Linked DNA regions of Mus musculus: region 1 is linked to region 2. Evidence: chromatin contacts called from ENCODE POLR2A ChIA-PET data. All regions are on one chromosome and are shown on one strand. Each heading gives the region's core, a stretch centred on a gene start or an enhancer-like site at or near the end of the contact. The rest is flanking DNA. Distances are from core to core; before and after follow the strand shown. Region 1 holds the start of Sars2 (seryl-aminoacyl-tRNA synthetase 2). Region 2 holds the start of Paf1 (Paf1, RNA polymerase II complex component).

The links. ChIA-PET counts read pairs that join two places held with the same protein, here RNA polymerase II (POLR2A).
Region 1: POLR2A ChIA-PET joins it to region 2 with 10 read pairs in Patski. The contact joins the promoter of Sars2 here to the promoter of Paf1 in region 2. POLR2A ChIA-PET finds 5 or more read pairs at or near these places in 2 of 5 experiments (Patski and embryonic stem cell).

The regions. Positions count from the first base shown.
Region 1 is chr7:28,740,283-28,743,740 of GRCm38, reverse strand. It overlaps Sars2 (seryl-aminoacyl-tRNA synthetase 2), which reads right to left and starts at 1,773. Exons shown (of 16, transcript NM_023637.3): 1 at 1,459-1,773. The coding sequence starts at 1,725. Mrps12 (mitochondrial ribosomal protein S12) reads left to right here and starts at 1,920. Exons shown (of 3, transcript NM_011885.5): 1 at 1,920-1,976; 2 at 2,187-2,254. The coding sequence starts at 2,206.
Region 2 is chr7:28,391,741-28,394,741 of GRCm38, reverse strand. It overlaps Paf1 (Paf1, RNA polymerase II complex component), which reads right to left and starts at 1,746. Exons shown (of 14, transcript NM_019458.3): 1 at 1,488-1,746; 2 at 1,044-1,073. The coding sequence starts at 1,534. Med29 (mediator complex subunit 29) reads left to right here and starts at 2,052. Exons shown (of 4, transcript NM_026042.3): 1 at 2,052-2,291. The coding sequence starts at 2,079.

The DNA of each region.
Region 1 (3,458 bases), core at 524-3,023, 350 kb before region 2:
GCCATCTCCCCTGTAAATATAAGGCTCTTCTGTAAATATAAGGTCTCCTTATGTAGTCCTGGGTACCCTGGAACTTGCTAAGGAGACCAAAGATCTGCCTGCCTCTTCCTCCTCCAGAGTACTTCATCACCACACCCAGACAGACCTTTCTTCTATTATTATTATTATTTTTTATTTATTTATTTATTTTTTTACAAGACAGGGTTTCTCTGTATAGCCCTGGCTTCCTGGAACTCACTCTGTAGACCAGGCTGGCCTCGAACTCAGAAATCTGTCTGCCTCTGCCTCCCGAGTGCTGGGATTAAAGGCGTGCACCACCACCGCCCGGCTCCTTTCTTCTATTATTAAGCATGTACGTGACTTTCTTGTGTTTGCGCTTAAATGAGGGGTCAGAAGACAATTCTCTCAAGAATTGGTTTTCTCCTACCACCAGGAAATTGAACTCCGGTTATCAGGTTTGGCAGGAAGTGCCCTATTTGGCTTAGCCACCAGTGCTTACTGGTGAAAAACTAAACATGACAAAAACTTGAAATATGGCTAAAGTGATTGACAATGACTGGTGGTGTGAGAGTCTGTAGTGACCTGAATGAGAAATGTCCCCCATATCCTGACATTTGAACATGGTCAAATGATCAGTGGCTGGTGATGTTTGGGGAGGCTTAGGAGGCGTGGCCTTGCTGGAGGAAATATGTTCCTGGAGGTGGGCTTTGAGAGCTTAAAGCCTCGTCCTGCATCTAGTTTGAGGTCTGTGCTTCATGATTGTGGTTAAAGATGTGTGCTGTCAGCTTACTGCTCTGTGACCTGCTGCTATTCTGCCATTCCCTACCAAGCCCAAAATAAATCCTTCTGTAAGTTGCTTTGTTCATGGTGTTTTATCAAGGCAACAGAGTTGGGAAGATTCATCTATTACATTCGGAATTCACTACCGGCATGGAGACCCCCAATTTTAGTTCCCTATAAGGTAGAATTATGGCGCATAGTCTTAACCTCTGGATCATAAATACATGAACAGATATACCTTAAATATCTGTTTAGCAGGTATTTATCCATTCAACTCCATCAGGATGTTTATAGCAGGATGCAAAGCTCTGTCTCCAAAATTCCCTCTGATTCACACCTCCCTCCTCATTTTTCTTTGTGGCCTAAGGGTGAGCCCGGCACGAAGTTTGAGTACAGAAGACAATGGTATTTAGGTTCTGGGAGTACAGTAGATACCAACTGTCGAATTATGAAATGCATGCAAAAGGGCATGTAGGTCACAGAAGGCATCCACGACGTTCAATAGGGCCTCAGTTCTCCCTAGATCATTGGCACCTAAGTGGGTGTCATGCACAAGACATTGCCTAACTTGGGAAGGAACCCAAATTCCTGTTGAGTAGTTTTTCCCACAACTGGAATGCATCTGGTAAACCCAGTTCTGTAAAGCATCCTGCTCCCTCAGGGCGCAAGCGCACTCACAATCGCAGGCAGGTCGGCCGGCCGCAGCTCCCCCTTGCGGAGCTCCAGGGAGCGCGCGGCTTTTTCTGGGCATGCGCACACCGACTCCATGTCCAAGTAGGGAAGCTCGCTGTAGCCCTCTCGTGCGTGTTCGTACAGGAGGTTCCGGACTCGTTTCTCCGTAGCGAAACTCCTCCTTGGGTTCTGGCTGCACACGCAGCGTCCTCGGGACCGGAGCCCCTGGCGAGCCAGGAAAGGCCACCAAAGCCGCGCCATGGACGCAGCCATCTTGGAGTGGAAACAAGAAGTCACTCATCATGGACGAGCCAATCAGACGCGCAAGGAGATTTCCCGCCCAGGCTTCAGAATCCCTTCCAATGAGGAAAATGGAACTCAGCTAGAATCTGTTATTGTCCAATCGTCATCCTTGTCCCGTCCCTTCAGTGACGCAGGAAAGATCTAGCCAATCACTAAGGAGGAACCCCGGAAGGGGCTGGAGGTAGGGGTTGGCGTGTGTGCGACCCCGCTAGGTTGGTGAGGTGGGTGCAGTTATCTGTGATCCAGATCTCTCCTCTCTCCTCAGTTTCCCCTTCCAGTATCCGGGCAAGGGCGGTTGGGTCCTTGGGGGCCTACTCAGAAGGAGACTGAATTTGCGAGGGGACTTTCTGTTTTAGAGGAGATTCTAGAAGGCTCTGAGAGTGGGTTTCTGGTCCCAACCTCCTTTCTGAATGTCTTCTCTCCTAATACAGGGACGCTGCAGGCGGCGAGATGTCCTGGCCCGGCCTTCTTTATGGCCTCACCACGTCCCTCAGTCGTGGTAAGTGAGCATGGGCCACAGGGACGAGGACAGCTCCCTGGCATTTGCGTGTTTTTGCCAGATTTCGGATGGTATCATCTTTAAGCACGGTGCCTTTTCTATTTTGGAGACAGGGTTTCACTGTAGTCCAGGTCAACTTCCAAATCACTTTGTAGACAGGATGGCCTTGACCTCCTGACTACCGCTTCAATCTCCCAAGTTCTGGAGTTACAGGCGTTTTCTACCACGCTCCCGGCTCAGGGGGCAGGAGGTGGGAAGGTCCTGTGTTCTTAGAGTTTAAGTCAGTCTTAGTCATGGCTCCCCTGCATCGATAGCGGTGAATCCCTGAGATTGCATTGCCTGGTGATATTCTGTCTTAGTTTGTGTAAGTGCACTCTCGATGTCCGTGTAACAATCATACCAACAAATGCTCCTTTCTTGGCATGTCTCCCTGCTTAGGTGTCTCTCAGTAGTGTTTATTCCTTCAGTGTTTATTGATCACCCCCTACAGGTGAGAAGGCCAAGCTAAGAAGTTTAGTGGTGGCGCACACCTTTAATCCCAGCACTCGGGAGGCAGGCAGATTTCTGAGTTCGAGGCCAGGCTGGTCTACAAAGTGAGTTCCAGGACAGCCAGGGCTACACAGAGAAACCCTGTCTCAAAAAACCAAAAAAAAAAAAAAAAAAAGAAGAAGAAGAAGTTTAGTTATTCATTCACGTGCTATTTTTCTAATTCTAAGACGGGCCACCCATTGGAGGACAACTTTTATGTTCCTAGACATTGCCCAGACATCAGGTTTGTACACAGTGTTCTGAGGGAGGCAGGCATTGGGTATTCCATTCACATGGTATTTCGAGACAGGGTTTCTCTGTGTAGCCCTGGCTGTCCTGGAACTCACTCTGTAGACCAGGCTGGCCTCGAACTTAGAAATCCGCCTGCCTCTGCCTCCGGAGTGCTGGGATTAAAGAGCAGTCAGTGCTCTTACCCTCTGAGCCATCTCGCCAGCCCGCAACCAGTGCTCTTAACCACTGAGGTATCTTTCCAGCCCCTGTATGAATGTGTGTATGTAAGTGCAACCCATGGGTGTGTCAGATCCTCTGGAACTAGAGGTGTGTGAGCCACCACTGTGGGTGCTGCGAATCAAATGGTCGTCCTTTGCAGGAGCAACAAGTGCTTCTAACCACGAGCCATCTGTCCCCACTGAATAGTCTTAGACTTGGATTCCTA
Region 2 (3,001 bases), core at 497-2,996:
TTACATAGTGAGTTCCAGACCAGTCAGTGATACAAAGTGAAACTCTTGTCTCAAAAGAATTAATAGTACCCACACTTTAATACCAGCCTTGGGGAGGCAGAGGCAGTGGATCTCTGAGTTTGAAGCCAGTCTGCTCTACAGAGTGAGCGAGTGAGTTCCAGGACAGCCAGAGCTACACAGAGAAACTCGGTCTTGAAAAAAGAAAGAGTAGTAGTAACAATTTTAAAAAACAGGCTCGAAGAGCTGGTGAGATGGCTCAGCGGTTAAGAGCACTGACTGCTCTTCTGAAGGTCCTGAGTTCAAATCCCAACAACCACCTGGTGGCTCACAACCACCCGTAATGAGATCTGACGCCCTTTTCTGTTGTGTCTGAAGACAGCTACAGTGTACTTATATATAATAATAAATAAATCTTTAAAAAAAAAAAAAGCGCACTGATTGCGGCTTCCAAAGGTCCTGAGTTCAAATCCCAGCAACCACATCGTTGCTCACAACCATCCATAACAAGATGTGACCCCCTCTTCTGGGGTGTCTGAAAACAGCTACAGTGTACTCACATATAATAAATCTTTAAAAAACAAACGGGCTGGAGAGATGGCTCAGCAGTTAAGGTCCTGAGTTCAAATCCCAGCAACCACATGGTGGCTCACAACCATCTGCAATGAAATCTGATGCCCTCTTCTGGGGTGTCTGAAGACTGCTACAGTGTACTTACATACAAACAAACCCTGCCTCAAGCTGACAAGATACCTCAGCAGGTGAAAGTGCCTGCTGTCCAGCCTAAGGAAATGTCTTTAGACTGCCACTCAGAGCTAAGGTGTGTACAATTTAAACACACACACACACACACACACACACACACACACACAACCCTAGGCCTGTGCTGCTGGGCACATAAGGCTGCAATCCCGGCACCCATGAGACTGGGGCACAAAGACCAGTCTGGGCCACTTTATGAGATTCTCCAAAGCACAAAAAAGGCCCCCTAACCGCCTCCCCTGTTCGTGTTCCACCCCTCCTGGAAAACGGAGCTGGGAGCTTACCTCTCAGGCAAGGTCCGGTGGGAATTGGGCCTGGTTTCGGGGAGAAGAGAGAGAGAGAGAGAGAGAGAGAGAGAGAGAGATGTCAAGAGTTGGCCATGTGAGTGGAAAGGCCGGCCCCCGAATTTCTGAAGGAGTGATGGTGATGATGGTGATAAAGCATGAAGCCAGATGCTCAATCCCCTGAGGAGAGCAATCCAGAAGCTTCACTGAAGGAGACTGAGGTCTGACTCCCTCCCGCAAGGTGCAATTCCGAAATTGAATAGCAGGGGACCAGGAAGCGACCGCAGAGCCCAGGGGGGACCGCCCCTTCATCGGGGGTGAGCGCTGCGCGACCTCGGGGGCCGACCTGAGGGAATCAGTGATGTCGCAAGCAGCCCCCCTCGGCCTAGTCCCCAGCTTGCAGCTCACAAAACAAAATGAAGCGGCAGGTGACAGGAGACCTACCTGTGGCCATCTTCCCTCTGGGCCTGGGTCTGGATGGTGGGCGCCATCGCGACCAGGCGACGGCGGCGCGGTAGGCGTCCTCGCTGGCCGCAGGCGGACGCTGAGTGGCGTACCGACTTTGAGAGACGCCGGATCCAAGGACAGGCTCCCGTAGACGCCGGGCTCCGCGGGGAAAGGGGATGAAGTGGGCCGACGAGAAGGGCTCGGGTGTGACTGAAGTAAGAGCACAGACAGCGTCGGACACAGACTTGCAGCTCCCGCTCCGACTGCTACCAAGACGCAGAAGACTAGACAGGTCGCTCCTGGCCGCAAGGCCTTCAGGGAAATAGAGTTTGGTCAGTCCTTCACAGTGATTGGCGAGCTGTGGGTGAAGGGGCGGAGCCGTGGGGGAACTCCTCTTATGATTGGCGAAAAGATATTCCACTCATGGCCTCGGATTTGGGAGGGCGGAGAAAAATGCATATCCTCTTCTCCCATTGGCTAATCTGTCGGTAAGGCATGGCTAACTAGGAGGTCAGCCAACTGAAAAAGCTGAGGAGCTACCGGAGCAGACGCATTTATGACGCATTTCCGGCGTTCTAGCGGAGGAAAATGGCTGCGCCCCAGCCACAGGCTGCAGCGGTTTCCTCTGCGTCTGGTGTGTCAGGCCCGGGTTCTGCCGGGGGTCCGGGTCCCCAGCAACAGCCACAACCGACCCAGTTGGTGGGTTCTGCCCAGAGCGGGCTCCTGCAGCAGCAGCAGCAGGACTTCGATCCTGTGCAGCGCTACAAGATGCTCATCCCGCAACTGAAGGAGAGTCTCCAGGTGATGGGCCCTGCGCGGGGAGCAAGAGGGGCTGGCTGGCGGGCGGGCGGGCTCCGGGGACGAGCGCCGAGGGGCTGTTTGTTGAAGGAGAGATCGTAGGTCGGGAAGAGAAGACAGACTAGCTGTGTTGTGTTTGTGTCTAACCAAAGTGAAGCTCCGGTCAGCTGTAGTGGTGGCGCGTTCTTAATCCCCGTGCTGGGACAGCAGAGGGGGACGGATCTGAGCTCGAGGCCAGTCTGGTCTATAGAGTTCCAGGCCGACCAGGGTCTACATAGTGAAACCCTGTGGAGAGAAAGGAGATGAGGATGAATGACAATTTTTGTTTGTTTGTTTTTTTTTGTTTTTCGAGACAGGGTTTCTTTGTATAGCCCTGGCTGTCCTGGAACTCACTCTGTAGACCAGGCTGGCCTCGAACTCAGAAATCCGCCTGCCTGTGCCTCCCAAGTGCTGAGATTAAAGGCGTGCGCTACCATGCCCAGCATGAATGACAATTTTAACTGTGTATGGTAGTGCAAGCCTTTAATTCCTGCCTTCTGGAGGCAAAGGAAGGTAAATCTTTTGAGTTCCAAGACAGCCTTGGCTACACAGAGAAACCCTGTCCCAAAAAACTAGATGGAAGTGGGGGAGGCAGGAGGAGAAGAGTAAAAAGAGAAACCGTTCTGGTTAAGTTCCGTGCAGAAGTACGGCCTAAGTGTCATTTCAGTCCATGA